Regions from separate parts of the Mus musculus genome. Here region 1 is linked to region 2. Evidence: chromatin loops called from intact Hi-C (ENCODE). Cell type or tissue: heart. All regions are shown on one strand. Links, peaks and the distances in the headings refer to the core of each region. The heading gives the core; the rest is flanking DNA.

Region 1 (5,338 bases), core at 1-5,000, 350 kb after region 2:
TTGTTGTTTTTTGGTTTTTTGAGACAGGGTTTCTCTGTATAGCCCTGGCTGTCCTGGAGCTCACTGTGTAAACCAGGCTGGCCTGGAACTCAGAAATCCGCCTGCCTCTGCCTCCAGAGTGCTGGGATTAAAGGCGAGCGCCTCTCTTCCACTTTTCTTATATATGATACCATCAAACCTAAGGGTTACTTGTCTCCCTTCAGAAGACCATTGAGAGCAGCAACAGCACACTTAACTACAGAAGGCATTGGTGGGAAAATCTAGTTTGTATCTTTTTCCATTCAATTTGGAATGAGAGCCCAAGAAAAAGGCTGTATGAATCCTCCGCTATAACTGCTGAACTGAAGAGCAAAGAGGGGAGGGGCTAAAAGCTCTCAAGAGGCCTCATTTTATCCTTGCACAACGGACATCCTGCAACACCTGATGTTAGCTTTTATTCATTTTTTTGTTTTATTTTTAGGGTTTTGTTGTTGTTTTTGTTATTTTGTTTTGTTTGGGGCAGGGTGCCACAATGTAACCCTGGCTGGCCTGTATAGATCAGGCTGACCTCAAACTCAGCCTCCAACGTGCCTCAAATACCTGTTTTTAGACTGTCACCTGGCATAGACAAAGAAATATCCACAAAGCACGAGTCCCTCTCTTAAACTCAAATTCAGAATCTAGTCTGTCAAGTTTGTTGCCATAGTCTCTGGACTTAGAGTGATAATTTGTATTTAGATGATTTAATAAATATTAAATGAATCGAATGCAAATTGCCTGGTGCTCAAGTAATGTTGGCTATTACTGCTATTTTAATGACAATTAAATTTTTATTGTTCTTATTAAACGATGCCATCCCTCCTCCAAGGATCTTACAATTCTAGGAAGAACGTCTGTAAATGGGATAGCGAAATGGAGGTAAGAATAAAAACACAACTGAGTCACATAGTAGGACTAGTCAAAGACAATATTAAACAAACTAACAAAACACAACCAGACGCCAACTTCGGACTTTTCCGAGGAACACACATAACAAACTGTGATTACGATAGTGAGTTTTCACACTTGAGTATGATGTGCAACTGTGTGTTCAGGGGATTTTACTGGATTCACTAAACCCTACTACAGAGCATTCAGAGTACGTTCCTCACAACCCATTTTTCAGATCGAGCAACTGAGACTTTTGGAGCGCCAAGGTCACAGCCTACTCGCGAGGGAGCCAGGACATGAACCCAAAGCAGTCCGACCCCAGAGCCTACATTCAACAGGGCCCTCCGGAATATCAGCCCGGCATCCTCCAACATCTACCACTCGTCGCTCCAATTCCGGCGTGTTTCCCGGGACCGGACTTTCAGCCCCGATGCCGCGAAAACAAAACAATACTTCTCTCGCGGACAGTCCATAGGGCGCCCGCCAGGCCTGAGCTCCAAGGCCGCTCCACACAGTCCTGCTCAGCACCCGGAGCCGCGAGCCCCACAGGAAGCGCCGGGATAGCCCCGAGGGCCCCGGAAGGCCGGGGAGCCGCATGACCTTGGATCCAGTGCCCCAATCCCGGCCTCAGTTTCCCTGCCCAGGCCTCCCGCCGGGGGGCCTCTGCAAAGCCTCCCGCCTATGGAGCAGCAGGCCCCTCAACACACACCCCTCAGCCGTCCGCCTTCCCGCCCCACTTACGTTGGAAGGCGGCCGCTCCAGGGACGCCCACCATCGCGGAGCGCAGTCTGTCGCGAGCGCCGCTCGCTTCGACCCTCTGCCTGAGCCCTCCGCAGGCGCAGGCCGGGACCTGCACCCGCCGAACTCGCCCGCACCAGCGCCGCCGCCGCCGCTGCCGCCGCCGCCGTTAGGCCGCGCGCCGCCCCGCCCCCAGACAGCCCCGGCACGCCCCCGCCGCGCGCTCCCGCGCGCAGACCAACGCACGCGGAAGACGGGCCCGAGGGCGCTCACGCGAAGCACCGCCTCCTGACCTGGCCCGCCCCTTCCGCGCCAGGCTGCGTCCTATCCTGGAGCGGCCTGCACTTCGACCCGCCTCCCGCGCGCTATGCGTGGCCGCAGGGAGCCGCCCTTCTCCGAGCTCCAGACTTCCGGATGTGGCCTGGGCGGCAACCTAGGAACGGGGGCGGAGTCCCGGGGCGGGGCTTCGGGGAGGGACGTTTCAGGTGCAGGCCTTGTAACGCTTTGACGGTTGTATTGGGTGTTAAAATTGTTCTTTCCTCCTTTTACTTATTTGTTTTTACATTGACTTATTGCATATGTGTGCGTGTATATGTTTGAGGGAGTCCAACGCATGTATGTGAATGTCAGAGAACAAGTCGGGAGCAGGCTCTCCTTTCACCCTGTGGATCCAGCAGGTCAAATTTCGGGCATCAAGTTTGTTTGACAGCAAGCATCTTTGCCAAATTAGCTATCTCGCAGATTTCTACATCTTTTGCGGCTATAGGAATCTAAATGTTTAAAACAACTAGCTGTCATTACTGATTTCTGTATCAGATCAAGGGGCTTTGTGGGGTTTGTCTGTGTTTGTGAGGAGGGGCACGTGTATGTGCAGGGGTTTTTTTGTTGTTGGTGGTGGTTTTTTGACACAGTCTCACTTGTAGCTCTAGCTGTCCTGGAACTCACAGATAATCTATCTACCTAACTCTACCTCCCAAGTGCTTGGGACTAAAGGCCTGAACTACCAGGCCTGGTTAAGTGCAGGTTTATTTTGGTTTGTTGAAACAATGTCATAATGTACATTTGGCTATTCTGAACTCACTGACCTACACCAGGTTAGCCTTGAACCTTAAGCTATACTTCTAAGTCTATCTCCCAAAGCTGTGTCTATAACACCAGCAGGCCTCACAAAAAGTTGTTTCTGAAAAGGGCCTATTTTGTATGTCTAGCTGGGCTGGAACACACAGTGTAGCCACAAAAGCCTGGAACTCTCACACATCCTCCTCCCGTGGCCTCCCAAGTGCTGGGATTGTAAGCAAGAGTCACTAGCCTGTCTTCAACAGCTGCTTTTATACACTCTGCAATTAACCATCTCAGTACCAAATACAGTTTCTCCCCTTTTCTACACATTCGCTAGAGTCTCTCCCACTGGGTTGTCCACCTATTTCTGTTAGCAAACTCAAAACATAAATCCTCCGAGCAACCCAAGAAAGTACTCTGATCCTAGCATGAGTTCTCTGCCATTCTGTCTCTCAAAGATTCAAAATCAGGAACTATAACTAAAATGAAGCCAGCCTGGCATAGTGGCACAGACCTGTAATCCCACCCTAGGGAAACTAGCAAAATAACTGCCAACCCAAAGCCAGCCAGGGCCACATAGTGAGACTGTCTCAATACAACAAGGTCAGGCATGGTGGGTCACACCTGTACTTCCAGCATTGTTGGTAAACGCAGGACATCAGTTCAAGGTTGCCCTATATGATGATTTAGAGGCCAAACTGGGTGAGCCGCGGTGGCATTGCCAGGTGAAATGGCACACACCTGTAATCCCGTAAAGTGGCACTTGGGAAGAGATCAAAAATTCAGCTACACGCAGGGCGGTGGTGGCACACACCTTTAATTCCACTTGGGAGGCAGAGGCAGGTGGATTTCTGAGTTCGAGGCCAGCCTGGTCTACAAAGTGAGTTCCAGGACAGCCAGGGGTACACAGAGAAACCCTGTCTCAGAAAAAAAAAAAAAAAGAAAAAAGAAGAAAACAAAAACAAAAACAAAAAACAGCACACATCTTTAATCCCAGCACACAGGAGGCAGAGGCAGGTAGCTTTCAGTGACTTTAAGACTAACCTGGTCTACAGAGCATATTCCAAGACATCCAGGGCTACACAGAGAAACCCTGTGCCTGTGGGGGACTGGAGAGATGGCTCAGTGGTTAAGAGCACTAACTGCTCTACCAGAGGTCCAGTTTAATTTCCAGCAACCACATGGTGACTCACAACCATCTATAATAGGCTCTGATGCCCTCTTCTGGGGTAATTGAAGAAAGTGGCAGTGTACTCATATAAAATAAATAAATAAATATTTAAAAAGAAGGAGAAGAAGTGGGGTGGGGGTAGAATTCAGTTACAGAAGCTGGAGAGATGGCTCAGAGGTTACAGGCACTGGCTGCTCTTCCAGAGGACCAGGGTTCAATTCTCAGCACCCACATGGCAGCTCACACTGTCTGTAACTCCAGTCCCAGGGGATTTGACACCCTCACACAGATGTGCATGTGGACAAAACACTAATGCATATAAAATAAAAATAAATAATTTAAAAAGACAACGAATTCTATATATCAAGTGTATCGTGAGACAAAAAGATGGCTACTATGGGGCCAGACTGAGCTACTGTCAGGTCCTGTCTCCCAAAAGAAAAAAAGAAACCCCCTAACATGGACTGATGCCCTAGATTTGATATCTGGCTCTGTAAACAAACAAAGGTTACAGGTTCAAATAGACCTAAGGAAATAGAAATTGCTTGGACCTCTGAGCTATTTGTTTGGTTCTTTATTTTATTAATATTTTTTTTTTCCTTACGATTCTCAGTCTATATCTCAGACTGTCCTGGAACTCCTAACAAGTCGCATGTCTTGGCATCCCAAATTCTGGGGCTCCAGACATGATGATACCAAGCTGAATTTTTTTCTTTTTCCTTTTGTCCCCCCAGTATTTGTCTTTAGTGACAACAAGAGTAAAGCTGGGCAGGCAGAGAGAGTGCATGCTGCCTGCCATCTGTCTAGGCCACGTGACTTCCCCTGCTAGTGAATGATCAACACCAGAAGACAGGGAGAGAGCGGCTTACAGACTTGTGGAGTAGCTCCTTGTTCCTTGTTGAAACACCACTGACATTTATTTACTTATGTATTTATTCATGATAGTGATGTGGTGTGGTGGTTGGTTACTTGTTGATTGCCCCCCCCCAAAAAAAAGGTGGCTTTATTATCCCAATAGGACTTAGGAATTAGCTGGGGCTCTTCTTGTCAAAGGTGGGCCCAACATTGACAAAGTGATGGTTGTACTGCATTGGCTCTTGGATCTACCTTTCTTCTTCTTCTTCTTCTTCTTCTTCTTCTTCTTCTTCTTCTTCTTCTTCTTCTCTTCTTCCTCCTCTTCTTCCTCCTCTTCCTCCTCCTTTTCCTTCTTCTACTTCTCCTCTTCCTCCTCTTCCTCCTCCTTTACGTTCTTCTACTTCTCCTCTTCTTCCTCCTCCTCCTTCCTCTTCTCCTCCTCCTCTTCCTCCTCCTTTTCGTTCTTCTACTTCTCCTCTTCTTCCTCCTCCTCCTTCCTCTTCTCCTCCTCCTCTTCCTCCTCCTTTTTCTTCTTCTACTTCTCCTCTTCTTCCTCCTCCTCCTTCCTCTTCTCCTCCTCCTCTTCCTCCTCCTTTTTTGGCTACT
Region 2 (5,373 bases), core at 70-5,069:
CCCTTTCCAAGGGTCAGAAAAAACGGAAAGAAGGGGTGGTTTATCGAGCCATCAACCTCCTATGTTCCACCATTACTGTATCCTAGACTCTGAAGGGATGGAGGAAACACAGTAGACCTACAGGTCCAAGGAACTAATGCAAACCTGTGAACCTTCTCAAGAACCAGATCCCAGCAGCCAGTATCAAACTCACTGCAAACACACTGCAAAAGGAAAACAGGTGCCAAAGTTAAGTTTAGCTCTCTTTAATCCCTCTAGGCCATGTTGGAAGACAAAAGAAAAATAACACTATCTGAAGGCAGGGAGTTAAAGATGACTGGAGCTGCCTACATTTCTGACTGACTGATCGCTAGGACTGAGGTGGGGGGATGATGGAGACATGCAATAAACAAAGTAAAGGGTGGACTTCCGTGAGGTCCTGAAGCTAAACACCTCAGAACTATGTTTGAGACTTAAGATCTCTGGACCAGTCTAAGCACAACACCAGCAAAAACATTTCCTCCTAACCACTTTCCCTCAGAGTTCTGATAGCAACAAAAGGAGATTTTATCTATGGCAGATCAGTCCCTGTCTCTCAGTCAATGTCTCAGAGAGGAGCCTACCTTTCTTACCTATACGGTGTTAAGACTAACGGTAAATCAAAATGCCCTCTGCACAAAGAGATTTCCTATCAGGAAATAAGTAACGGTTACTAACAGCTTTGTACTTCTACGGCGGTTTCATGTCTCTGAACCTTGATTTCTGCTCCTGTGAGCAGGGACAGCTCTGGAAGACCGGTGTGGACATGAGGCGATACATTCACGAAGTTCCTGGGTCAGTCTCGTTAAACGTTACCTGTTGGCATTTAACGCTTCTGCCCTGTACTAACTCCCTCCCTGAATTCACTAACACCCGGAGAGGCTGCGTTCCTCCTTGACCCCATTTCACCCAGGTGAAAACTGAGGCTCGGGCTGGAGCAAAGTGGGGGACGCGGCCCCCCAGTTCGAGGGCTGGCCGTTCCCTTCCGCGCTCCACAAGACACCGAGCAAAGGCTAGGCAAGGGTAGCGAGAAAGGCGCTCAGACAGACCCGTGAGGGAAAAGAAAGGACCAGTTTTGCGCGCCTAAGGGAACCTCAAAGAGCTGGACCGACTGGAAAGCCGGAAGAAACCCGGGGCCCCAATCCAGGCCAGAGCCAGGCCCCAGCCCGCCCGAGGCCTCCCCGGCGCAACCTCCGCTCCCTCCCCTCCTCCCCTCGCCGGTCGGGGCGGGGCGCAGCACAAAAGACTCCAACTTCCGAGCGGGCACCGGCCCACCCCCAACTCCCGGCCCGCGCCCGGCCGACCGACCGGAGGCGAGCTGCGAATACCAGGCGTCCAGGGGCGGGCGCGCGTGGCCCCGGGGCAGGCGACCCGGGGCGGCGGGCCCGGGAGGGAGCACAGAGGGAGGGGGCCGAGAGTTACTCCGGCTCCCAGGACTCCCGGGACCGCGGAGAGAAAGAGTTTCTAAAAATAGGCACCGGCCCGCCCGAGGAGGTGAGGAACGAAAAAGGCACACGGAACAGCCCGCCCGCACTCCTCAGGAGCGGCCCGCGGCCCCCACTCACCCGCGCCGAGGTCTGGAGGAAGCCGCGCGGCACCGAAGGGCGACGGCGCGTCTGCTCTCGGAGGGCGGGAGGGAAGAGGCGGCCCTGGCCGCCGCGTGAGGAGCCCGAGCACACGCGCGAGAGTCGCGACCGCTTCCGCCCCCTCGGCTTCCCTCGGCTCCGCACCCCGCGCCGCTCGCGCGCCCCGCCGCACTGACAGAGGCGCGAGCCCCGCAGCCGCGAGTCCTTCGCTCGGCCGCCACCAATGGGGCGAGCGCGGGGAGGGGGAGTGCTGGACAGGCGTCTGCACTCGGCCTGCCCGCCGCCCCGGCTCCTACCCGGTTCTCCTCTCGGTCCTCCGAATAGGATCCTGCCACCCGAGCACTCAGTCCCCAGCGCCGCCCTGCACGGGCCGGGCTCTCCAAACGCGTGGGCTCCCTGCACACCCCTCGCGCCGGGCTTTGGAAAGGTCCAGAGCTTCGGCGCGCAGAGGAGGAGGGCGGGGCCGGGGCGGGGTCTAGCGTGGGGTGGGGGGACGGAGGAGGCAGGCGGGGCTGAGGGAAAGGAGTTTGTGGCTTCCACCAGCCGGGTGCTGAAGGCGGGGCGGAGGGGGTCCCGAGGGCTGACGGGCGGGAGGACACGAGGGAGGAGCAGCAGGCTGAGGGCGGAGCCGGGGTGGGGGGGAAGAGCGTGCCCAGGGGAGGAGTCTGAGGGGCGGAGCTTGGGCCTACGGAAGCGGAGGCGGTGCTAAGAGGTTGCCGCCGGTCTGCAGGAGGTGGGCCTTGGTAACACCGCGGGCAGGACAGTCGGAGGTAGACCCTGGGCGGGAGCCGGAAGGAGGAAGATCCTAAGGGAGGAGCGCGGCGCGGGGGTGGCGCTTGATTGGGCGAGGCCTGGAGATGGAGCCCTCTCTGTTAGCTGGAGGCGGTGCGGCAGGGGCCAGAAGCAATTGGAGCGGTTATTTCACTTTCTAGGAATTAGAATGCTACCATTCGCTGGGAAGGCTTGGGGTTGGGCGGAGACGCTTCGATGTCTGGGGTCTCTCGTCAAAGGTGGAAAAAAAAAAAGCCTGATTAAGTAGTTTTGCCCTTATGGGATGAAATGTTTTCTTACTTAATCTGGGTGTTGGTTCTTCCTCCTAAATATTTATCATGTCAGGATCTCCCATTTGAATCAGTTTTTCAGTCTCCTGTCTCTCCCACTTACATCCCCAATTTGCCTCTCCAGACCATCAGGGGGTCTTCTGAGAGCAAAGAGGACCATTGTCAGCTATAGTCACAAATCTCCCAGAAAGCTGGAGACGTACTTATTTGTATTCCCCATTCCCTTCAGACCTGTGATTTCATTACCTGTTGGGAATTAGGACAGAGTTTGAGGCAGGGTCTCTGTAGCCCGGGCCAGCTTTGTACTTGCTCTGTAGCCGAGAATAATCTTGAACTCCTAATCCTCCCTGCTTCTGCCTTCCAACTGCTGGCATCACAGCGAGGCCAGGCCTCTTGAGTTCGGGAATGGGTGATTCAAACAGGTTCTCAGCCTTGAAGAGCAATCAGTCTTACTCACTAAACCATCTCCCCAGCGCCAAGACCAGGAATTCTTTACTGGTTTTTGTACATTACTGTGTTTCCAGACCTACTATGGTGATCAATAAACACTTCCATCAATCAGTCCAGCCCCTACCAACCTCCTCTGCTTTTTCTGGTTTTATCCAGCTCCTCACTTCCCTCTCTGTGTAACAGTCTTCCTATATTTGCTCAAATATACCATCTATTCTTTGTTGGGTTTCCTTGTCCGTTTGTTTTTTCAAGACAGGGTTTCTCGGGGTAGCCTTGGCTTTCCTGGAATTCACTCTGTAAACCAGGCTGGCCTCCACCTCATGTGCCACCACCGCTAGACTTTGGATATAGCAATCTATTAACTAACACCTCAGGCAGCCTTTTCACTCATCCCATATTCAGGAGGAGCCTCCTCCTCTGAGAAGCATTCTCTGAACTTGCAGCCCCACTGTCAGGCAAGCTGCCACTGGTGCCCTGCTCCGGTCGTGGCTTCCATTAGAAAAGATTGCAGATGATAGTCTGCTGCCACTGGGAATTCTGTGCACATTCTACAAGGTCCTGAATACCTTATCACCCGCTGCCACCCTCCTGACACTGTAAGCTTTAGTCTGCTATTTTGCTCCAGTTACTTCTTGGCTTTTTTCCTGGTCTTCTAAAATGCCAGGTATACTGCTTCTTGTGGGCCTTTGCTTTTGCCCTCATGTTATTCTCCTAGATATTGCTATGGCTTGCTCCTTGCCATTTAAACAGTTTCTTTTGTGCTTTTTTTCTTTAGCTTTTTTTTTTCTTTTAAGTTTTAGGTTTTGGGTTTGTTGGTTTGTTTAATGTTTTTGTTTGTTTGAGACAGAGTCTCACTCTAGCTATCCTAGAACTCACTATGTAGACCAGGCTGTCCTCAAACAACCATAGATTTGCCTGCATCAGTCTCCTAAATGTTGGGATTAAAGGTGTATACCAGGGGCTGGAGAGATGGCTCAGCGGTTAAAATCACCGATTGCCCTTCAGGAGCTCCTGAGTTCAAATCCCAGCAACCACATGGTAGCTTACAACCATCTGTATTGAAATCTGATGCCCTATTCTGGAGTGTCTGAAGACAGCTACAGTGTACTTACATATAATAAACAAATAAATCTATGAGGAAAAAAATAAAGGTGTGTACCACTATGACCAGCCATCTTCAGGCTTTCTAAAAAGAACTCTTACATGGTCAGGAGTAATAGTCCAGCACATGGGAAGCAGAGACAGGGAGATCTTTGGGAGTTTGAGGCTACTAGTCTACATACCAACTTTCAGGCCAGCCAAGATTATACAGTGAAACCCCGTCTTAATTAATTAATCAATTAATTGTCTTACCTGTCCACATTTTAGATAGCCACCTTTCACTACTGTATTCTTTCTTGTTAGATTCTTCTCCAGAACAATGTCCCATCTGAAATGTGTATATTAGCTGATTGTCTCTCTGCCAAACACACTTCCACTACAGTGTGATGAGTGCAAGGACAGGCTATTGTCTGTCTTGTTCAGTCTTCAATGCATAAAAATAGTAGATCCCTCATTTAATGTCTGTTTTATGGTTGACCATAACAAATCCAACAAAGAAATGTCAAGAAGACTCTCAGTATCACCTCAGAAGAGTCTCACAAGATGAGAATTTGAAGGGCGATGTTTCTAAGAAAATATGCTGGCAACACTAGCTAACAGTTATGCAGCACTAACTAGTTAGTTACCAGGCAGTGCACTGACTGCTCTTCAAGCTTAACCCCTGTAACAGTCTTATGAAATAAGTACTATTAAAATCCCCATAAGTGAGGAGACAGTCACAAAAGAGGTTAAATTCCCCAAAACCACACAGCTAGAAAAATGATGAAGTCCAATTTTAGAGTCTACATGCTAAATGATTGTGCTACGTTTTCTCTAATTTTTTTTTTTTTAAAGACAGGGTTTCTCTGTGTAGCCCTGGCTGTCCTGGAACTCACTCTGTAGACCAAGCTGGCCTCGAACTCAGAAATCTGCCTGCCTCTGCCTCCCGAGTGCTGGGATTAAAGGCGTACTCCACTACGCCCGGCCCCTAATTATTTTTTAAGACTTATGTGTATGGGTGTTTTGCAATCCTGGTGCCTGATTGCCTGATGGGGTCAGAAGAGGGCGTCAGATCACCTAGAACTGGAGTTACAGGTGGTTGTGAGCCACCTTGTCGGGTACTGGAAAACCAACTCAGGTCCTCTGCAAGAGCAACAAGTGCTTAACTACTGAGCCAG

Evidence for each region. Peaks named below come from ENCODE experiments on the same cell type or tissue, not always from the same donor. Only the 100,000 strongest peaks of a DNase experiment are listed, where the experiment ranks them.
Region 1: a loop joins it to region 2, with 2.6 times the contacts of the local background. A loop is called at or near these places in 1 of 42 quality-filtered maps.

The regions. Positions count from the first base shown.
Region 1 is chr2:154,432,949-154,438,286 of GRCm38, reverse strand. Cbfa2t2 (CBFA2/RUNX1 translocation partner 2) reads right to left here and starts at 1,803. Exons shown (of 11, transcript NM_172860.2): 1 at 1,651-1,803. The coding sequence starts at 1,684. In heart, for the core only: CTCF peaks have their summits at 1,733 and 2,027; a DNase peak (open chromatin) is centred at 1,976; H3K4me3 peaks cover 2,484 bases; H3K27ac peaks cover 2,101 bases.
Region 2 is chr2:154,787,759-154,793,131 of GRCm38, reverse strand. It overlaps Raly (hnRNP-associated with lethal yellow), which reads right to left and starts at 2,022. Exons shown (of 8, transcript NM_001139511.1): 1 at 1,584-2,022. In heart, for the core only: a CTCF peak has its summit at 2,456 (motif pointing right); DNase peaks (open chromatin) are centred at 1,251, 1,821, 2,211 and 2,991; H3K4me3 peaks cover 3,149 bases; H3K27ac peaks cover 3,008 bases.